Linked DNA regions of Mus musculus: region 2 is linked to region 1. A link is a loop called in an ENCODE intact Hi-C map of the cell type or tissue named here. Cell type or tissue: heart. All regions are shown on one strand. Links, peaks and the distances in the headings refer to the core of each region. The heading gives the core; the rest is flanking DNA. Region 1 holds the start of Tbc1d22a (TBC1 domain family, member 22a). Region 2 holds the start of Gramd4 (GRAM domain containing 4).

Region 1 (11,362 bases), core at 1,025-9,024:
GACATCTCACTTCCAAACAGAACCATCTTCTTACTGGGCAGCTGCCACAAAAGTTTGCCAGCTCCTGTGGAGCAGATGTAGGTGGCTACGTCTCTGAGGGACCTTGGGTGAATCAGAGCTTCTGATCTTGTTTGCAGTTCTTGGTCAGAGAACACGACAGTCAGTGCTAAGGAGGAACGGTGCTGAACATCCCAGGCTCTGCCACAGGTGGACCCTGAATGCTATGGTACCCGATCTGCCAGGCAAGTCGTGCAAGAGTGGTGTGGGCTAATCAGCCACTTTAAAAATGAGATCTGAAGCCTGTTACACAGGAGGGAATTCATGCCTGGTCAAAAGTCCATAGCCTGGGAGGTCATAGGCCCTAAGGGAAAAACCTACTGCGGCTGTCTTGCTAAAAGGGCCTGTTATCAAACTGCCTTTTAAACATTGATGTTTATCGCCTCTCTTTGCAGTAGGCAACAGTCAATTCAGAGACTCAGAACAACTCAGACTATTGAGTACTCAGGCCTAAAGGAAACGTCTGAGTTAGTCTATTGTCCTCAAGGCTCAAGGAACTTCACAGGAGTGGGAAGAAAGGGAGAGAGGGAAGAAGGAGTGAGCGTCAAAGCTGGGGAGTGGGAAGGAGCGCTGGGATGGCCATTCAGCTCGGCCTCCCAGCCATCACACTGAGACCTGTGTTACCCACTGGTTCTCGATTCATCTCTTTCCTTAACCGATGATGTTCCTTGCATTTTGTGCTGTCTCACCTACACAGCCTCAAGTCCTGGTCACAAGAGACCCAGTGCGACCTCCCTCCTCATTCCTCCAGCCTCCCAGTGAACCCTGCCGTTTCTTGACTGCATTGTTTGAATAATCTGCCTCACCCCGGAGTTCACAGCAGCTCAGTGCAGAGCAGAGCAGGAGCTTAGACACACGCTAATGTACATGCAAAGATCATAGATGCGGAAAAACCACACAGACTGTCACAAGCACCTGACAATAGTCTGCTTTAAGATACTATCATGACAGCACAAGGAAACCTATGAATTTTCTGATTATTGTTTCAACACCCAGAGGGCAAACACTCCTCTGGATTTGGCTTTTAGCATTCTCATGCTTTAAAAAAAATGGTATTAATAAAACAGAGCACTACTAAACGGTATTGTGCCACATGCATCCATTATAGCCTTTTCTCTCAACCGTGTGAAATTAATGTTGATGTCTGTAAAAGTGAATTTATTTTTTATTACCAGAGTTTTCTAGCGGGGAAACTCGTTTGTCAATTCTTCTGCAGATGACATTTTGATTGCTTTTCTTCCCACCCCCACCTCCACTAGGAGGGAAAATGAAATGAACACTCTTTTCCTTGCAGAGCTGGGTTCTCCGCTCCAGGGCGTATAACCTGAGGGAAATTGCTGAGTTGCACAGTATCTTTATCTACTAGAGAATTTTAAAGGGTCGGAGTTATCGAATGCACTTGAACGACCCTCCTGCAGGTCATGGAAGCTTGTCTGTTTACAAACCCACATTTTCATCTGTCTTGGCCTTTGCAGTTGTCTTCAGTCTTTTCCTTGTCAAGCAGTGTACTCCTGCTTTTCATCTGCTTGTCTGCACCTCTTACAGCTACTGAGCAGCAACTGTTTGCCTCACCTAGAGTCTGATATACTTGAGAGGGGGAGTGGGAGGATCAGAGTAGCCTGAGGAACACAGCCAGGCTCTGTCTTCCTCCTCAAACAGTTCCATCTGAACAGATTTCTTACCTCAGGCATTTGGGACTCTGTCCAGTCTGGTTCTTGCACAGGTCCCAATCCCAACCCCACACTGCTGTAACTTTTAAACCTATCTTCCTACATTCTCCTTTTGAATCCCATTTCTGCCCTTCCTACAGCCATTTCTAAATACTCCCTACCTTGGCTTTGTCTTGGTGACTGTCAGTCATGATAGTGCTGGCCCCGATTACTAGGGGGTTGTTTGCCCCTGGCCTTTCAACCAGTCTGTCTCATTCTTTAGTATAGTGTCTGAGTGAGACGACACAGACCGGACATAACCTTGGGATGCAGACAGATGTAATCTTGGCTTCACTCCTTGCCCCCAAGTCAGTATGCAGGAAAGCCTACAGCGGCTGCGGACGGCTGAATTTAGGGCACCATTGTCACACCTAGCCTGTCTCTGCAGTGGATTCTCTCTGTGCTCTTACACAACATTTTCTTTCTTTCTTCTGCTCTACTCTTCCTCCTACTCCTGTTGGCTCCTTGCTTTTTCAATCTTTGCATAGACCAGACTAAGCTGGAGAGGACTGGCTTTGATATTGCCTGAAGGAGACTCTTGAGGCTACTGGGACCCTATCCTTGGTGAGGTCTTATGGCTGAGATTAGGAATCGAGCTCTGGAGCCTACTTTTTTTTTTTTTTTTTTTTTGAGTCAGGGTCTATGTAGACCAGGTTGGTTTTAAACTTACTGAGATCCTCCTGTCTCTGCCTCCCAAGTGCTGGTATTAAAGGCTTATGCCACCAGGCCTGGCCCCTATGGCCTTCTAGAACTCCACTAGGGGAGGATTTTAAGACTTCCCCACCTCCTGGCACCACACACATATGCTAGGTAAGCATTGTTACCACTAAGTCCCCAGCCTTTACTATGCATATTTTAATTCTTTTCAGAGGTCTCCTTATAAACCCCAAGCTGATCTTAAACTTGAGGATCTTTTATCTGCAGCCTCTGATGGCTGGGATTATACACCTATGCCAATGATGCTCAGGTTTTATTTAAAAAACATGATACACTGGGGTGGTGAGGTGGCTCATAGAAAGTGTCTGTCTGTGGCATAAGCATATGGACCTGGGTTTGCATCCCTAGCATCATGTAGAATCCTGGTGTGCCCTAGAACGTCCGTGCTGGGTGGGCAGAGAAAGGGAGAGTCCCTAGAAGCCTAGGCAATTGATGAGAGCAGGTAGAGTAAGAGGTAAGTAAGTTGGTAAGCCACAGGAATCAAAGACGGGAGGCTGTGGTCCGACTGCTGTGTCTAACTTCTCGCCCGAGTGGAGAGGAAGACAGAGCCTGGCTGTGTTCCTGGCTGGTCTGATCCTCCCATCCCGCCTCTCAAGTATCTGGGGCTGTAGGTGAGACAAACCTACACTGAACAACTCAGGAAGGAATGGGGCACACCTCTGCACACTCTCCTTCAGGGAGACTTCCAGACTGTCACCAAAACCAGAAACACTACCCTGGGGGAGGGCTACAGGACTTGCACGCAGCACAGAGGCTGCACAGGCTCTCATCAGCGCCCTGCCTCTCCCCTGTGCAGTCCTCAGCAGCATCCTCCAGCAGGTCACAGGACTCCTCATCAGCTCTGTAACATGGGAGCTGCTCTCAAAAGTGCCTGATATGCAACCCAGCAAGAAAGCCGAGAGGAAAGAAGGCTGGCTTTGGTAATGTGGGGTCACACCGAAGAGACTGGGACTGTGTCAGTTTCCTGTGACATCCGTAGTAGCCTAAGGAGGTGGAAATGTTTCCCCTTTTTGGGTCCTGAAACCAAGATGTCAGCAGATTGTGCTGTCTGTGAGGGCCATTTCCCACCATGTCTACATAGACATCTAGGGTTGACTACTGGCTGCTGCCTAACACACACACACACACACACACACACACACACACACACACACACACACGAACATATTACCGGTTTGTGTGTCATCCTTTTGTAAGGACCATGCTAATCTCTGTATTATTCCAATTTTAGTAGGTATACCACTGAAGTGAGCACCCAATTTTTTTTTTTTTTTTTTTTTAGATTTATTTATTTATTATATGTAAGTACACTGTAGCTGTCTTCAGACACACCAGAAGAGGGCATCAGATCTCATTACGGGTGGTTGTGAGCCACCATGTGGTTGCTGGGATTTGAACTTCGGACCTTCAGAAGAGCAGTCGGGTGCTCTTACCCACTGAGCCATCTCACCAGCCCCATAGCACCCAATTTTTAATTTCCATTCTCCTGCCTCCCTCTTGAGAAGCTGGGCCATAGCTATGTACCACTAAAGTTTTATTTCAAAGAGCTCTCGAGGCAGTGCTAGGACATGATTATTAATCTTAGTTTTGCTAGGTCTCTCAAATTCTAAGGATTATTAGAAGTAGGATTCCAAGGAGAAGCCAAGGCTATGTTCCATAAGTTGTGCCTGAAGGGGTCACCTAGGACCTGTTGACATTGTCCCTGGTATTTCCTGAAGTTTCTATGCTTGTGTCAAAAGGGATTCCTAGAGAGCCCGGTATTGTCATCCAGACAGCAAACATTTGGGATGTACTATTTCAGTTCCTAAGGCTCCGGCTGTGCAGGAAATGAAGAGGAACAGGTGCCACCCCTTTCTGCAGAGTCAAAGTGGAGTCAGGTAGCTGCTGCAGTCTAAAAGGAGCTGCAGAAGGCTTTACTCTTAAAGAATGGGAACAAAGTTGAGATACAGGGCTCTAGGCCATTGACCCTGCTCTGAGTACTGAGGATAAGTCTGGCATACAACTGGGCTAAGCTATATAAGGTTCTTTAGTGTGATTTCTTGCATCCACCATGTGCTAACCCAACACCACTTTCAATATGTCTAGAAGTCTGGGTCTTGAGAATATAGTCAGGGCCTGGGTTAAACAGGAAGACCATATCAAAAGCAGAAAAAGTGCACGAGACAGCTGTCGTGAATATGTTTCTCAGTAGTAAAGGCCACAAGTTGGCATTACCAGTGTTTCACTAAAGCTCCGGCCTGAGATGCCAGCCTCTCACCCTTGAGTCTAAGATCATAGAAATTTTACACCAATCACGTAAGTAATTTCAAGTAGCTACACTACACAGCAAAAAGTGAAAGTAAACATAACAATATATTCTACAGAACCCAATATATATAAAGTATCATTTAATGTAAACTTATAATTAACATTTCCGTATTAAGATTTTTGGATCTTGAATGTATCTTACAATTAAGCACACTTTACTGCGGTCTTGGAAGCACGCAAGCGCCGGCAAGATGAAGTCTTCGTGTCTCCGTGCCTATTCGTTTTTCAGCTGAAGCCCAGGCAGATCCCCGCCATCGCTTCAGATGTGCTCCGGTGGAAGTCGCTTCCTTCACCTCACTGTGCAGTGTTTACTGATCCGGGGTCAATGCCCTGGCGATGAGGCTTGGACCACACTACAGCGGGAGAAGCTCTCCATCCTCCCGCTCGCCTGTCCGCCCGCAGCAGGGTCCCGATCTGCCTGTGCTCCTTCTGGTTCTCGGTACTTGCTGGTTGGCTGCGAGCAAATAAGACCGACTCGGACCCCAGACGCACGCGGCTCCGGAGTTCATGGCCGGGGATCAGAGGCCGGGATCCAGAGACCTCAGTCCGTGCCGCTCGACCCGAGCGCTCTCAGCGCCGCCAGAACATACGCAGCTCGCAGACTCCGCTTTCCTCCCTGCGCTACAGCCACGCACATATCCCAGCGTCGCCTTCTCATGGCGTCAAGCACTGCCCGAAACGAAGGCGGGACTTCCGGAATCGCCGAGTCACAACTTCCGGACGGAGGCGGAAGCGCCTCTCGGCTCTACGCTTCGGAGTCCTGGTGTCTCTGAGGGGGCCGCCGGGGCACAGGAGAGGGCCGCTGGAGGTGTGGCCGACCGCTCTCGGGTGTCAGGGTTGCGGATCTGAGGGATGAGGAGCGGCCATGGCCAGCGACGGGGCCAGGAAGCAGTTCTGGAAGCGCAGCAACAGCAAGGTCCCGGGCAGGTGGGTGTGACGGGGAGGACCCGGTCGGGGTCAGGGGTCAGAGGTCAGGTGGCCGTGCTGTCCCGTTGCAGTGCGGGTGGCGTAGGAGTCTGGGGAGGAGAACCTGGCTCCTAGGAGACTGTTGGGCTATGTGAGGGGCTAGGGGAGTCGGGGTCGGCAGTGGGCGTGTGGGAAATGAAAGGTGACAGTGGCCGTACCAATGAGCAAGGAGGACGAGGAGCTGCCCCAAGTGCTTCCAGAGCCTGGCAGGCAGGTTCTCTCCTGCGAAACTCCATGACTCCCTGGGGAAGCTGGAAGAAACTGACCCAGGTCATGCCCTGGAGAGTTTGGTTGAGTCAGGAAACTGGCCAGGGAGAGGCAGTGCCTGCAGGGGAGGTCGGTCTCTTCGGGGTGCATAGTGGTTTGAGCACTTGGGTTTTCGTCTGTCACATGTGGGCTGATGCTTTTCCTTTGAGCGTGGAAGCGCCTTGTGAATTTCTGTGGTCCCACCTTCTGGCCTCTGGACACCGGTCTTTTGACAGCAACAGGAAACACAGAATAATAATAAAAACACCTGGGTGCAGTCTGGAAGCTATCGAGCTCCAAAGTCCTTCTGTGATTGGTTATGTGGCCTGATGCCTCTCTAGGTCTTAGGGAGTGAAGAGACAGTACCCGGAAATGTATTTCAGAAAACTCCATCACAAGATTTCAAACATAGTTTATTCTGTTTTCTAGCCAAAGTCTCAGATATGAAATTTAAGATTCTAACATTAGCCACCTCTCCAGTCCTGAAGGTTTTGACATTGAGGTAACTTAAGTAGAACCATTCGTGAGCTCGGAAAATGGTCTGTCTTCCTGTGCTTCCTAAGAGACACCATTGTGTGAATGTTAAATTTGTAAACTCGGATATCCACTGTATTCAACCACAAAATGTGCTTTTCAAAGTGGCTGGGGCTTGGCACGGGTTACTGACTGCTGGGCCACAGTGACTTGGGAGATGGAGGAAGTCCTCAGAGGTACCCAGACACTGTATTTTTTACAGGACCTGGACTGGGCTTGCTTGAATAGTTAAGAACTTTTATAAAAGCTATTATTATAGTTTATGATGAGTAGAAGGTCCTACTGTGACAGGGATAAACACGTTGAGCCTAGTGCCAGATAAACAGAAGCATGTGGCAGTGTGACTTCTGTTGTTGCCTTCACATCTCGAGACTCAGTTCTTCTTCTTCCTCCTCCTCCTCCTCCTCCTCCTCCTCCTCCTCCTCCTCCTCCTTCTTCTTCTTCTTCTTCTTCTCCTCCTTCTCCTTCTCCTTCTCCTTCTCCTTCTCCTTCTCCTTCTCCTTCTCCTTCTCCTCCTCCTCTTCCTCCTCCTCCTCCTCCTCTTCCTCCTCCTCCTCCTCCTCCTCCTCCTCCTCCTCCTCCTCCTCCTCCTTTTCCAAGACAGAGAAACCCTGTCCTGGAACTCACTCTGTAGACCAGGCTAGCCTGGAACTTAGAAATCAGCCTGCCCCCACTTCCCAAGTGCTGGGATTAAAGGCGGGTACCACCACTGCCCGGCCTCAGTTCTTCTTAAGTATGAGCTGTAATTTATTGTTAAGAGTCAACTGAGATTTAAAAATAATGGAGTTGCTGTATGGAGTTGTAGAATTCATTGACCCTTTCCATTAAATACTGTCTCTTGATAGTGCATTTTTTATTTTTTATTTTTTGAGCTAGGGTCTCATTTATAGTGCAGGCTGGCCCTGAGCTTCTGACCCTCCTGCCTCATTCTCCCGAGTATACAAGTCACTATACCTGGTGTGGTAGTTTGTCTTCATACTGGGCTAGACAGTAACATTCCTAATATTTTACTGTGACTGTGACCGTGACCTTGCTTGGAAGCAGGATCTCTGTAGACATTACTGAGCAATGGGGAGGCCCTCATTCAGTCTCTGGTTCCCGTAAGAACATGGAACTTCATATACAGAGGAGAGACAGAAGTAGGGGGCATGACCATGCAAAGATGGAAGCAGAGATTGCAATGATGTGTTTACAAGTCAAAACTGGGATTGCCGGGAACCACCAGAAGCTGGACGTGGCGGGAAATGGCCCTCACAGACAGCACAATCTGCTGATATTGTGGTTTCACGACCGAAGGAGGGGAAACATTTCCACCTCCTTAGGCTACTACGGATGTCACAGGAAACTGACACAGTCCCAGTCTCTTTGGTGTGACCCCACATTACCAAAGCCAGCCTTCTTTCCTCTCGGCTTTCTTGCTGGGTTGCATATCAGGCACTTTTGAGAGCAGCTCCCATGCACTGATGAGGAGTCCTGTGACCTGCTGGAGGATGCTGCTGAGGACTGCACAGGGGAGAGGCAGGGAGAGACCTGTGCAGCCTCTGTGCTGCGCGAATGCCCTGTAGCCCTCCCATGGGGTAGTGTTTCTGGTTTTGGTGATAGTCTGGAAGTCTCCCTGAAGGAGAGTGTGCAGAGGTGTGCCCCATTCCTTCCTGAGTTGTTCAGTGCCCACATTCTGGGTTTTCACCTGTATAGGAACGTGCTAGCAGAGATCTAGGCCAGGCTCTCAGCATCTTGCCCACTCTTCAAGTGTGCTTCATGATTGTTGTCTTCAACCAGGGAAGCCGTGTGTGTGTGTGTGTGTGTGTGTGTGTGTGTGCCCACAGAGTCTTACCTCCGACTTCCAGACAGTGAAGGGAGTTTTGCACATCTTCTCAGTCCCTTGATAGTGAAGATGATGGACGGAGTTCCATCAAGGACCTGGTGTTTGCCATATACTGTTCTCAGTGCTCCACTGATACGTTGTCTACTAGGAGTTGGCCATTTGCAAGATATGGCTTTGTCCTCTAGGCAACACTGAGCAAGCCCTTGGTTGTCCCTCAGCGATGCTTGTTACACACAGATGTTCCTTTGTGCTGTCTCACACCTTTGTAACCTGGCCACTGCTCAGCTTTTTAGCCCCTACTCCTATGCATTCTTTTGAACTGTGCATTGCTGGTGGCCTTCTAGGGTCTTCCACATCCCATGCTGTATTTTCCATATACATGGGAAGCTGCATTTTCACGCTCTGTGCAGCTGACTGAATGTTCCTTCCCTCCTCGCTTACGTTTTTCTACTCTTCACACTTCACCTGCAGCCTGCTTCCTTAATGCCTTGCTGGCTCAACTGCAGCGTGGACTTCCTGCACTGGCTTCTTCAGTTAGGCCACAGGCTCTGCCTGTCTAGGAAGTACACTGCTCCCAGCTTCATTGTGAAGGACTGAGAAATGGTGGTTGGTCCCAGCTATCTCTCACATTAGCCTGGAGTGAGAAAAAGATTGGGCTAGGAGAGTTATGTGAAGAGATGGTCTTAAGATCCCTCTATTATGTGCACTTCTGGTCTTTGTATGTGTATTTAATAGAATTGTTTTATTTTTTATTTTTATTTTTTTAGAAGTTCCTTTTCTGGGTGAGCCAACACATAGAAAGACTATATCTTTTAGCAGGAGGCTACCCATCTGAGTGGGTTTTAGCCATCTCATCCTGTGATCTGTGTGATACTTCCAATTTTTGCCATTCCTGGAGCCTTTGGTTGCTGTATCTGTCAGGTGGCTGTGGCAGCCAAGGGAAGATTTGCTTGACCTATGTCTTAGTGAGGGTTTCTATTGCTGCGACAAATACCATGACCAAAAATAAATTGGGGAGGAAGGGTTTATCACTGTTCATATCGAAGGAAGTCAGGACAGGAACTCAAACAGGATAGGGACTGGGAGGTAGGAGCTGATGCAGAGGCCATGAGAAATGCTGCTTATTGACTTGTTCTTCATGGCTTATTCAGACTGTTTTCTTGTACACCCAGGACCACCAGCTCGGGTAACACTGCCCACAATGGGCTGAGCCCTTCCCCAATTAATCACTAATTAAGAAGATGCCCTACAGCCAGATCTTATGGAGGTCTTTACTTTTCTCTCTTCTCTTCTCTTCTCTTCTCTTCTCTTCTCTTCTCTTCTCTTCTTTCTATCTTTCTTTCTAAGATTTATTTATTTATTTTACGTTAGTACACTGTCACTCTCTTCAAACACTGGGAGAGGACACTGGATTCCATTACAGATGATTGTGAGCCACCATGTGGTTGCTGGGAATTGAACTCAGAACCTCTAGAAGAGCAATCAGTGCTCTTAACCGCTGAGCCATCTCTCCTGCCCGTGGAGGCATTTTCTTAGTTGAAGTTCCCTCCTTTTAGATAACTAGCTTGTGCCAAGTTCACAGAACCATCTACCACAGCCTAGCTCCATTCTTTCAGACAGATAGATAGACAGACAAACAGAGATAGATAGATAGAGATAGAGATAGATATCTCTTGGACTACCTGAGAGCTTGATAATTTATTCATCCGGTTAATTTTTATTTAATTCATGCTATTTGCCATGAACAAAATCAACTAGAATTTGTGCTCTGTCCTTGGAAAGCTGATTATTGGAAGGTGGTAACCACTATTAAATCTTTGCACGGCAGGAGGGTGGGTAGGTTAGAGCCAGATGTAGCTGGAGGGTCCCATGGTGATACAGTGGCTGGGCATTTCGCACTGAGCAAGTGCCTTCTGAGTACAGATCTGTAGGCAGTGAGGGAAAGCCCTATAGGTAGCTGGAGGAAGGGGGTTCTTGGCAGAGGGATGGCAAGTGCTAGAGGCTCTGCTCCTCAAACAGGACTGGCGTGTGAGGATAGGAGGAAGGAGCGAGGTTGCTATAGCTGAGGTAGTGGACAGGGTTATGCGGTCAGAGTAAGATAGGGACTGTTACTCTGTCATCCTGAGTGGGTCAGAGCCTTCAGAGGACTTGAGTAGCTGTGTGACAGGGACAGCCCTCCGTGTAACAGGGTTGCTTTGTTTGCTTTAATGAAGAGAGACAGGCAGGGAGGAGAAGGGCAGAAGCAGGGAGACGATGAGGGAGGCTCTGGGCACATGTTGGGGTAGAGGACAGGAGTTGCGGTTCTGGAAGTGGGGAAGGCAGTAAGCAGGTAATAAAGATCAGAAGCCTGGGTCCCTGTCTCTTTCTGGAGCCACTGACTCTGTTGACTCCTGCGGAGCGGCTGCTTTCTGCCATCATCACAGTTGGAATTCCTGCCACACTTAACTTGAAATGCCAAGACAAACTCCCACACATTGGGGTTGTGAACACAGGCAGCCTTTCAGTGTGTGGCTGATGCTTAATATTTTAGCACGGGTCTACTGGACTCTGGGTCCTGCTGACAGGAGGGGGTGCCTGCTGCCAGAGTGGGGTTGGGGCGGGACAGTATTTGGAAGTGCAATTTTGGCAAGAAAGGCCAAGCTCAATTATGGCGAGGTCCTGCATTCTTGGGGTAAGGCTGGAGCAGAGGGGCAGCCTTAGTGCTAGGCCCTGGAGAGCTTTCAGCCCCTACTGTTGGAGCCAGGAGGAGTGTGGGCAAGTGAGACTGCTCAATAGGTCCGATTCAGTCTCAGCTAAAGGGGGAGGAGTGCTGGGGATGCTGGAGCATTCACTGTGTACAAGCACCTCTGATGTGCCAGAGACTGAATGCTGGATAAGCAGATGTAGCCCATGGAGGCCAGCAGGGGTTAGGGTGAGTGCACATGTGAATATGCATGCTGCTTGAAGTTCTGTGAAGGTCATAATTTGGCATGTTGGCATAATACCAGGCTCCCACAAGGGG
Region 2 (11,362 bases), core at 1,798-9,797, 150 kb before region 1:
CTAAGTCCAGTGTTGACTTGCACCTGTCCCAGAACCTAAAGATCCTGAAGATTGTCACCCCCTCCATGGTCTAACCTCCTCAGATGCCTTCTTAGGTTTTAAAATCAAAGGCTCACACCAGGACAGGCCTCCCCTCCAGTCCTCTGGCCCTAGTGAGCATGTCATAAATGGTTCACATGTGGGTCTTTCATCCCCAGAAGGTCTTCATGGGTCAGATCTGCTGGCCATGGACCTCTGTGAACAGCTGTAGAGGGAGCAAGGGGTAGGGAAAAAGTAAGGAGGCAGCCATCATCCTTCAAAGTAAAGAAACAAAGGCTTTGAGACCTTTCAGGGACTGGCCAAGGTCACCAAGCAGGTGAAACTCAGAGCCCAAACTAGATCAGGGCCAGCAATCTGTCCCAAAGTGGACACAGTCAGAGGTACAAAAAAGAAAGACTCTGCTATGTGGTCCCAAGTTGTGCCTGTGTTTGGCAGGCTGCTGGGTAGGGAGAGGGGTAAGGGGTGGACCCCAATAGGCCATCCATCCATGAGTGCGACTTCTGTCTTCTGTGATGTGATACCACCTGCAGCCACAAGGTGGAGCACCTGCCAGCTCTAAAGCCCTAACTTGTTAAGAGGGATTTGCAGTTTACCATCCCTAGCTCCCTCATCTCCCTCCTGAGCACTGGCTCACTACCCACAGCTCCCATGCCAGGCAGGCAGCTCAGAGCCTGCTTTCTGCCACCCCACAAGACCTGACAAAGCTGTACAGAAGACCCTCTATTGCAGGAGTAGACCCTCCAAGGGTCACAGCCAGAGTTGGAGATGCTGGAGTAGAGCCTTCCACGTGTCAGGTCCTATCACACCCATGTTCCTTCCAAGATGCCTTGTGATGCTGTCATGGGAACAACCTAGAACAGAGTGTACCTAACACATCAGGGTTGGGGTTTCCCCTGAAAAACAGCTGTTACACTGGTGGGGCCTCTGACTTCAGAGTACATTACTTCAGGGCAAGAAAATATGTGAATTGGGTTTCTAGATGACATCTGACCATTTACTGGGCCCCCACTCAGGGAGTGCCTAGAATGGGGAGAGGAACAGGCATTGTGCGCAGACACACATTTATCTGCCTGCCGCCATCAGACTATACAGCCCTCGCTGCTCAGCCTTCTCAACTCCACCTTGCAGACTCTGAGTCCTGATCTCCCACAGGCCGCTGCTGCTGCTTGCCTCTTCAGTGGGAAGAGACTAGGGGCTGAGACCCAGTCCCAGCTGCTGTCTGGTTACAGAGAGCAGCTCGTTCCTGCACCTTACAGTCATGGAAATTAAGGCTCCAGGACAAGATTTCTCAACCTGTGGGTCACAACCCCTTTGGGGAGGGGGTGTCACATATCAGATATCCTGCCTATCAGATATTTGCATTATGATTCATAACACTAGCAAAATTATAGTTATGACATAGCAACAGAATAAGCTTATGGTTTGGGGAGGGGAGGTCACCACAACATGAGGGTTGCAGCATTAGGAAGGTTGAGAACCACTGTTCTCGGGCGTCCAAAGTTTGTGTGAGCCATGTCACATCAAGATCAGTGGAATAAGCCAGGCTTGTCTGATTAACTTCCTGTCCCAGGGAGGTCCTGCCTGTCCCAGGGGAGTCCCGTAATAGTGAGTCCCTCTCCTCTCCTCTCCTCTCCTCTCCTCTCCTCTCCTCTCCTCTCCTCTCCTCTCCTCTCCTCTCCTCTCCTCTCCTCTCCTTTCCCCTCCCCTCCCCTCCCCTCCCCTCCCCTCTCCTCTGACACTCTTCTCTTCTGCTGTGGAAATCAGAAGACAGTGGACACCCAATGTTCCTCAGGTCTCTGACATGAGGCTTTGGGGACCAAGAGGGTCCAGCTGGCCTCAGAGTGTTAACAGGTTCTAGCTACCTTCCTATAGATTCCAGTGAGGCCCAGGGGCTCAGAAGCACCTACTGGTCTGGCTCTGGCCTTTGATAGATATCCCTCTGTATCTAGCTCACTTTGAGCAGAGAAGGTGGGGTCAGTGGATCGCAGTGTGTGCGTGGCCTTTCATATCAGGTGGCTTTTAGGACAGCGGGTGGAAGAGAGATTTCCTTACTGTACAAGGTCAGTTCCTTTTCACCAGGGTGTGGAGTGAGTCTCTGCCTTCTCTGTCTCCACATGGTCATCCCTTTCAGTCTGTGTCCTGATTGTCTTTTGGTAAGAACCAGCCAGATAGCTGGGCAACGGTGACTGACACACGCCTTTGATCCCAACACTTGGGAGGCAGAGGCAGGTGGATCTCCTAGTTCGAGGTCAGTCTGGTCTACAGATTGAGTTCCAGGACAGACAGGGCTACACAGAGGAACCCTGTCTCAAATACTTCCTCCCCACGCAAGAACCACACAAACTAGACTGGAGGTAGCTCATGTGGCCCCATTGGCTTTTCTGGCCTCTGTAAAGACCCTGTCTTCAAATGCAGTCCTGTTCCGAGGTCTGGTATATTAGGACTTCAAATATTCAGATTTGTGAGACACAGTCGGGACCACAATAGCCTTTATCAGTTAATGAGGGGCCATGGTTGTGAGGAGCCTCTGAGTAGGTGGTGGTCATGGTAACCCCAAGTTCTCCTAGGGGTAGTGTCTGTCCAAGTCTGTCTTCTAGAATGTACTTATTGACCAGTTTCATTCTCCACCAGGCAGTGCCTGGGAATGGGTACCCAGTGAATGCTTGTGAGCAGGAGGGGAGGGATTAGAGAAGTCTGGCTCCATTGTGGGGCTCATCCTGGATACTCATGCAAAGAACATTCCTGGGCACCCTCTGGGTTATGCCAGGCTCTGGCTGTTGCGTGTATCTGCTGGTTGTCTTCCTGATGCGGTGATGCTATGGCCTCTGGTGGCTCAGCTTGACCAGAAGCCCCAGCATCTCCCAGGCTCCCTTCCCATCACCATTAACACATGCAGGCTGAACCGGAAACAGCAGAGATGGAGATATGCTACAGGAATAAGGCCAGAGAGGATTCTCCCCTGGGGTCAGGAGCTGAGGGCAGGGCCTGTCTACAGAGGAACAGGAAGCCAGAGAGAGTGACTGGACGTGAGGGGCAGGGCTTCCTGTAACACCTCGCATAGAGCCCTTCTGCAGCTGTGCTGGCTGGCTTCAGGATGTCCTGTGTGATAGTGAGGACCTGCCTGTCATGCCATCCTCATGAGTGCATGTCAGGGACTTACTTTTCTATTGCTTTGATGAGACATTATGACCAAGGTGACTTACAGACAAGTGTCTAATCTGGGACTCCCATGGGTTAGTCCGTTAACTATCACGGCAGGCAACATGGTAGCAGACAGGCAGGCATGGTGCTGGAGCGGTCGCTGGGAGCTTATACCTTGAGACACAGACATGAGGCAGGGAGAAAGTTAACCAGGAATATGGGTTTGTGGAACCTCAAGCACACCAGAAACACACCTCCTCTAGCAAGGCCACACCTTCTAATCCTTCCCAAACAATGTCACCATCTGGGGAACCAAGCATTCAAAATATGAGCCTATGGGGGCCATTTCTCATTCAAACCAACCCACCTTCCATCGAGAGCCTACTCTATAAAGCCAGCTCAGATCATAAAGCCTTTCTGAGGGCAGAGCCCTTCAAAGTAATCACGTGCCACATGGGTGTACTGGGGATTAAGCTTGCAATGCAGGGACTCTGGAGACACACTTTAACTTCAGCAGGGAGGGATCCCTACATGAATGCATCGAACCTCTCCTGGTAGAAGCTGCCCAGCTGAGTTCACAGGAGAAGGGTGGGGAATGACTCCCGAGAACTCTGGCTTCCTGGGAAGCTAGAAACATTTTCTAACTGGGCGACTGGTCAAGGGAGGCTTTGTGGAGCTGAAACTTTGGAGTTAGCTTGGAAGGTTGGGTAGGGCCAGAGTGGAGAGGCTCCCCCCTCCTCCGCGCCCCAGGGAGGATATGGTCTAGGCAATCCTGGAGGCAGGAAAGTAGCACTTGTGCTTGCAGGGGGCGGTGGGGGTGGGGCGACGACCAGAGTCCGGTTTTGCTGTAGGACAGAGAGGAAGCAGGGAAAGCCAGGGGTAGGAGGAACCAGCGAGATTGGTGTGGCATTGGGCTGGGATGCCGCACAAAGGTGACTCAGAGGAGGTTCCTGCCCAAAGTAGCTCTCATCTTGCCAAGACCAAGCCCTGCAGGCAGCTTAGCCTGGCATCTCACACTGCCAGCCAAGAGCCATTGGACAGACCTCATGTTGTGCTACACATGGGCATTGCTTCTCACTCTGCATTCAGAGAGAGAGAGAGCTCACCTACAGGAGCCTCTCTGGATGCCAGCCCCAGACCCTGGGACAAAGGCCTGTCTGGAAGGTAGGCAATGCTGGAGGACAAAAGGGGGCCTGAATCCTGCCCCCACCCACCCCACCCCCCAGAAAGCTTCAGAGTCCTTCAGCATTCCTCAAATCTCCTGGGGTGCTTGAGACATAATAAGGTGGGGGACAGTTCTGGATTGAGAGGGTTGGAGGTGAGGTCGTCAAAGCCCCGCAGTGCAAGCGGGTCATGTGGTCACAGGTCTAATGTGCTGTCTCCACTTGCTGATGCTGAGTTTGCTACAGTCACCCTCGTACCCTACAGTGGACCTCCTAGGTCAGACCCCATACGGTGCTGCAGGTCAGTCCTCCAACCAGGCTAGGGCCTGGGGTTCTGGAGGGTGTGGTCTTTTACCAGGTTCATTAGTTATCTTTCTGGGTCCTTGTCAACCCTGGTTTTTGAAAGGCGAGTCAAAACGGGGGAAGTGACTCCTGGAGGATCTCTTTTCCTTTAAGATAGTACTAGAGCTAAAGTAGGCTTCCTATCGCTACGGTGACATTTAAAGGTATGTGGCATTCCTGGTTAGGTACTGAGTGGGAGAGAAGGGAGGAGTTGCTCACTGCCCTCCAGGTGGAGGTTCCATGTCCTTTTCCCAGTGTGGAGCTGTGCTCTGAGTCCAGCCTGGCGGTGCCAGGACAAGTATTTCTACACCAAGCGCGGGTCTCCATTTGGCAGTAACCGTCAAGCCAGTTCGCCGGGAGAGAGGTGACAGTGGAGTGTATCCTTGTGCTCGGTTGTGCCCGTGGCTGCGACTGGCAGGCGGCCACGCGTGCGCGTGGGCACGCGCGGCGAGGACCCACGTGGGTCACCCAAACAAAGGCGGCGCCGCGTGATCGGGCGCGCGCGCGCGCACACACCGGGCAGGGAGGGCGGGGAGGCGAGGGGGCGGAGCGGGGCGGCGGCTTGCGCAGGCCCGGTCGGGGGGCGCGCAGACTCCGCGCAGCAGGACGTGAGCGCGCGACGCGGCGCCGCCTCCGCGCTCGTGGCCGGCACCCGCGGGGCCGCGTAGTCCCCGCTCCCCGGCGCCGCTGGGCTCCCGGGAGGGCGGCAGGTGCAGCGCGGCCGGGTGGCCGGCCAGGGGGGCGCCGCGGCGGCGGGTGGATGAGAGTTGGCCCCGATCATCCCGCAGGGTAAGCGGCGCGCACGCGGACTCCCACACGGACCTGGGCGACGCTGGCCACGCTCTGTCCTAGCTGCCGGGCCGCGACCCCGTGTGCCCACACTCTCACTCGGTGGCCCACAGCAGCGACCCTCCCTTCGGGGAGCAGCGCGGGCGCGCCCCCGCACACACGCTCCCGGGGCGCGCGTCACGGCCGCCCCTCGCGCGTACCACGGGCGCTGTGCGGGTCAGGGTCCTGGTGGGCGAGAGGCAGACGTCGATGGGACGCAGGGCCCAAACTATGATGTGGGGGAGTCATTAGATGGGTCACCATGCCTAGGCCGCTAGCGGGGGGGTCAGGATGAGGGCACAGCAAATGTCGTCCTACTGACCCACTCTCTTGGTGGTGGGGGAGGACTGAAAAGGAGGAGGGCTGTCCAGGCCGGTGTGGCCCAACAGATGACCCGGGGAAAAGTTGTGGACGCTTGCTCCCTTTCCACACCCTGCTCTCTGTTATATCTTTTCCTTTCATTTGGAATTAGCCTATGGGATTCTGGGGACAGTTGGCACCTGGGCTGGAGCTTAGGCCTATGTGTTTATACAACCGTTAAGGTGGGGTGCTGTGTGGCAGTCCCTAACCTAAGACTTCATCTGTCCAGAGCGGGACCAGCACCTCTGAAGGGTGGAGAGGGACTGACTAGTCTGGATGTTGGTTCCCCTGTGGCCTTCCTACCCGTGGCCAGGGTAAGAAGCAGGCTTCTAGGGCCAGAGGCAGAACCTTGTACTCTTTGGAACTTCCCATTTTCAGAGATAAGAGAGATTCAGTTTGGGGGGACCTTGTTCAGAGTGGGTTCCCTTCCTGCCTTGCCTTGTGTAGATTAGGGACAAAATTAAAGGTGCTGAGTCTTAACGCACTCCCCCCCCCAATCCTCAATTTCGCTGAACCCCAGCCAGGTAGGAGCTTGCTTTAGGGCCAGGTTCAGAAGGAGGGGTCATGGTCCAGGCTCTGTAGGGTTTGAAATAAAGGACAGTTGGAAGTTAGTTTATCTCGGATACCTGTTCTGTGAGATCGGGCAAGGCACTGTCACAAAACCAGCCCTGCCTCAGTTTCCTTATCAGTGGGTGACTAATGACAAGATAAGAGTTAACAAGATGGTGTGGGTTCCACGGCAGCCAGACACACTCTAGGTGAGGAGTCAGGCAAGGCCATCCACCCTGTGCCTCTCAGGTGGCTTAGTGGCCCTGCAGAGATCGGAAGAATCTTCTCTCATTCTGCCCAACCTGTTCCCAGGCCCATTTGGGGATACACAGCCCAGTCCAGTCAGAGTGCTTTATTTAGTATCCCTGACCCGTGCTAGGATGAAGCCACAATATAAAGATGCTCTCTGGGACACCCCAGCTGGGAGTCTCAGTCAACATGCCTGCTCCTCCCTCCTCCCCAAACTGCTTGTGGACTTGGAGCCCCCTGCCTTTGCTGTGGTACTGATTACTGAACTCCCAGGGGTACGGGCTAGGATATCTAGGAGGTTGGATACCCAGGATGGAATTCTTTGTGGACCATCATTTCCCTGCTTTCCTCTGCCATCCTGGCTGATGGTGGTGAACATGGCTGTCCCTGTTGGTTCCGGAGATGTCTGTCTGAGTCCATGCTAGAACTTATGTCCTATAAACTGCCCGAGATAGTCTCAGAGTTGAGGTCTGTTTCCACCCAGCCTGGGCACCTGTTTATCCTGTGCCTCCTCCCCAGGCAGGCAGAGAGGTTTTTGCAGAGGTGTATTCCTTAAGGGAAAACCAGTGGTCTCTCTCTCTCCAAACCTCCTGGTGCCCTCCATTATCGTGGCTCCCCCGGAGTGGCGCCAGCAGACAGCGCAGTCGTCGGTGCCAACAGCCGTGGCCTCCGCTGTCCTCATTCTCTCTGGGCTTCACCTTCACCTTCACCACCTAGAAAGAGGAGAGTCGGACCTGTTTCCTGAATCAACATTTCTGCCTCACAATAGCGAGTGCTCCACACAATGGAAACAGTGTCACCGGAGGCTCTGAGACTTGGCTGTGCTTGTACGGCATAGGAAGTTACAGCTGTTTAGAAATAGCAACTCCAGCCATGCCACATCTGGACAGAATTCATGTCTGGAGAACCAAAGGCTTAGTATTCTGCTGTGGGATCCTTGTTGGCTAATGTGCTTTGTGGTGTCCCTTCCTTCTCTGGGGACACATGGGAGCCCTATCCAGTTCCTCATGCACTGGTAGGGCTTCTCTCTAGAAGCCGGATCTACTGAGCCTTTACAGGGTTGGGGTGCTCATGATGGGGCAAGGACTGTGTTTGGGGGCCGTCCTCTTTGGGGAGCTGGGTAGGTAGGTTCTCCTTCTAAGCAGCCCTGGCCCCTCTGCTCTGGTGTTTGGCTTTCTTGGTATATCATAATGGCAGCACTTTAGTGTGTGTGGCGGTAATTGTCTGTCAGTGGAGATGCAGTGACTGGCTTGTGTGGTTGGGCCACCTTTTCTGAGCTTCTGCATTCTTCCCTGCTAGGTGGACTGCGAGGGTGCGGCTGGCCCTCTGGCAGTGCGGGGCAAGGCGGCAGCCCGCTTGTGTAGGTAGGTGGCTGTTGGGACAGTTGCTGTGGTGTGTCAAGAGTGGAGAAACAGCAATCCTGAATCTAGAGAGATAAGATGGGAGCCTTGCAAAGTGAGTCACAGGTGAATGCCGTGAGGCAGATCCTCTCTCCCCGGCCTCAGGTGGCCATTTCCAGGGAGGCCTCCACCCCAGGGCCGTTTGACCATAAACAGGGTCTCTGGAAGGTTTGGAATGTGAGCTCTGTGAGCTGACTGGGGACTTTTTGGTACCATTCATAGTGGCCTTGGGGCTGCATTCTCCTTGGCTTTTCCCTGGTGGCTTCCAGCTTTTCTTCATTCTAGACAGAACTAGAAAATAGTGGTTAGAGAAGGGGCGAAAGTCCTTAGCCAGGTGTGGGCCAGCATTAGGGAGGAGGCCTAGCCCAGCCCAGGTGGGTGGGCCCAGGGCAGCTGTACCAGGTCAGAGCCTGTGGCTGATGGAGAAATGCCGAATAAAGAAAAAAAAATCCTGCTGTGACTTAGGGGTTTTCCTAATTGTAGAAAACATCGATCTTTTCTCCTGGGGTGTCTGTGTGTGGCCAGTACTGAAGGCCTGGGAGGGGACTTTCAGCTATAAGTCACCACTAATAACATTTGACATCTAAAGGCTATTGTTAAGACTATTTGGTGTTTGAATTATAACCAGGGTTGTGATTATACTTAAGCCTGTGATTAAAGTCCCCTGTGGTTAGACAGGAAGACAGGAAGCGTTAGCCTATCTTAAAAAAAAAAAATCAGTAGTAAGAGAAATCCATGTACGTACTGCACACTGTGCCAAGTGCCAAGTGCCTCCTCTCACCCCACGTACTTTTGCTGTGATCATTGGGTAAAGAAACTGAGGCACAGAGAGGGCCACAGCTGGTTCAAGGGCTTGTTAGTTAGTTCCATAGCAGAGCTAGGATTTGAACTTGTGGCCACAGCAGCTCTAGGGCCCCATGATAACCCTTCTGTAAAGCTGAGTTAAAAGGACCATGTGGTTTTTAAAGGTGTGGCAGTATCTCGCCGAGGACCTGGTGACATTCTGCTGAGATGTTCTCGTTCATGGTTTGTTTTTGTGACTATTGATGGTGGGTTCTGTGGTGGGCTCCCTCCCACGGTAGGGGTACCTCTAATATAGAGAAGTTTGGGGGTTTCTCCAAGATACAAGACTTTGTCCCTTTTTCCTGTTTGTCTCTCTTCCCATGCAGAGGGCCTCTCCACACCCAGTTATCTCCATGTCCCTTGTGTCTGGCAGCCTCTAGTGATCCTCAGTGGCACCAACTGGGCACCGTGCTCTGCCTTCTCTGGGCCATTTGGCAGGTCATACTGCAAAGACCCTTGCTTTAGGGTTCCTCTGTAGTTGAGCCAGGCTGTGCAACCAGGAGGGGCCAGGCTCTCTGACAGCTGCCGCAGGGAGGGAGCGAGCCTAGGAGAGAATTTGTTCTTTTTCAGCCGCTTTGTTGAGGAATAATTCACATGCCACACTACCCACCCCTTACAGAGATAATTTACTGCTTTCGAACCCATTCATAATCTTGTCAACTATCACCATGAGCCTTAGAGAGTGTTTCCAGACCCAGGCAAGGAGCAGGTAGCTGGCACTCCACTGCCTCTTTCCCCAGCTGAGGCCATCACCACAATCTATCTGTGGATTTGCCTCTTCAGGACACGTAGTTCTGCCTGGTGTTCATCCATCCCCTTTCCTGACCCTGCTCCACCCCCCATATCAATGCTCTGTTGTACCGTTAACATTTGAAGCTGGTGTGGTTCACCTGTTACTGTTTGTGCACTAGTACGCATATGTTTAAAAAGTTGTAGATTACATTCACTTGTGTTCGTATGTGTGGGTACGAAGTGCCACAGCATAGGTGTGGATGCCAGACAACAACTTCTGGGAGTCAGTGCTCTCCTTCTACCATGGGGTTCTCTGTCCCTAGGGATGAAACTCCGGTCATCAGGTTAGGTGACAATCTCTGTTTCCATCCATGGTTATCAGCAAAAGTTCTCTGTTTCCTTCATCTTTACCTCATGCCTTTGTTTCTGTCCCAGGGCCCCATCCAGGTCCCATATATGTCTGGTTGTCGTATTTCCTTAGGCTCCTCTTGACTGTGACCCTGTCTCAGACTTTGGTTGCCTCCTTGAGGAATGTGGTGGCCCGTGGGGCGCTGTGTTGGAGCCTGCATATCGCTTGGGAATCTGCTATTTAGATTTAGATGGTTTTGTCATGATCAGTCTGGGGTGATGGATGTGGGAAGGGTGGCCAAGGGAAAGGGGCTCTGTGCTACTCTCCTATAGGCCAAGAACCCAAATCATTTGGAATTTTGTGTGGATAGGGGAATTGCTTCTCTTTCACGTAGCGACTTATTAATCATTGATTTCTACTCGGGTTGATTCATATCTTTATACTTTATTGTGCAATTCCACCTGGCTGCTTTCCTTACTCTCTTCTTTTGCTATTACTACCCTGGGTCCTGTAGATGCCACATCCCTGCAAGATCCTAATCTCTTCCCTGTTTGATCCATAGGACATTCCAGGTTCAAACCTAGGGTCTGCCCATTCTATAGACAGCATCAGAAACCCAGATCTAGCCGGGCGGTGGTGGCGCACGCCTTTAATCCTAGCACTCGGGAGGCAGAGGCAGGCGGATTTCTGAGTTCGAGGCCAGCCTGGTCTACAGAGTGAGTTCCAGGACAGCCAGGGCTACACAGAGAAACCCTGTCTCGAAAAAAACCAAACCAAACCAAACAAAGAAACCCAGATCTAGTGCTGGTTGCTATTGGGGTTTGGTTGCTTCTAGACCCCCCTCAAATGGAGGAAGAGGAAGTGTGTGTGTGAATTCTGACCCCTGTGCACCTGCATCTGTTGATGAGCACCTCCATGCGTAGAGATCTGTGTCTATAACAAGGGAACTGTGTTCACAGATGGCCAGCTCTAGTCTGGTCATCCACGGATGGTTCTGTAGATCAATGCTCTCTCATCTTAGCAGCGTGGAGCTAGGATCTTTCTCCCTTAGCTACTCATGCATTTAATCCTTCAACGTCAGTGCTCACAAAGTGAGACCAGAACTATTATCTTACAGCGCACAGGGAGAGTCTGCCAACCCAGAGCCTTACCAGCCCATGCAGTGGGTATGCACTTTGGGCCTGCGGAGTGTGGAGAGGGGTAACCACCTCCCCAGAGTTGCTTCTGGGACGGGTTCTGTGATGGAGAGAGAAACAAGAGGAAGTTGTGGATGGAGGGACTTCTCTGCTCAACAGCCTGGCTGTGGGATGGACACAGATTGGGACATCCCTTTGAAACTTGAGAGTGGGGCTGACTTTTGAAGAAAT

Evidence for each region. Hi-C counts contacts between places; a loop is a spot of excess contacts. Peaks named below come from ENCODE experiments on the same cell type or tissue, not always from the same donor. Only the 100,000 strongest peaks of a DNase experiment are listed, where the experiment ranks them.
Region 2: it touches region 1 in a loop (2.6-fold over the local background); 8 of 42 quality-filtered maps call a loop at or near these places.

Annotation. Positions count from the first base shown.
Region 1 is chr15:86,208,920-86,220,281 of GRCm38, forward strand. Tbc1d22a (TBC1 domain family, member 22a) reads left to right here and starts at 5,540. Exons shown (of 13, transcript NM_145476.2): 1 at 5,540-5,717. The coding sequence starts at 5,656. It overlaps Gm22818 (a small nuclear RNA gene), which reads right to left and starts at 3,738; the gene lies at 3,635-3,738. In heart, for the core only: no CTCF peak of the experiment used is centred there; DNase peaks (open chromatin) are centred at 3,482, 5,492, 6,152 and 7,922; H3K4me3 peaks cover 2,433 bases; H3K27ac peaks cover 1,869 bases.
Region 2 is chr15:86,053,488-86,064,849 of GRCm38, forward strand. Gramd4 (GRAM domain containing 4) reads left to right here and starts at 5,275. Exons shown (of 19, transcript NM_001379572.1): 1 at 5,275-5,474. The coding sequence starts at 5,446. Gm41375 (a long non-coding RNA gene) reads right to left here and starts at 5,129. Exons shown (of 3, transcript XR_875536.2): 1 at 4,905-5,129; 2 at 3,243-3,354; 3 at 80-244. In heart, for the core only: no CTCF peak of the experiment used is centred there; DNase peaks (open chromatin) are centred at 2,934, 4,154, 5,084, 5,824 and 4 weaker places; H3K4me3 peaks cover 2,288 bases; H3K27ac peaks cover 3,116 bases; H3K27me3 peaks cover 595 bases.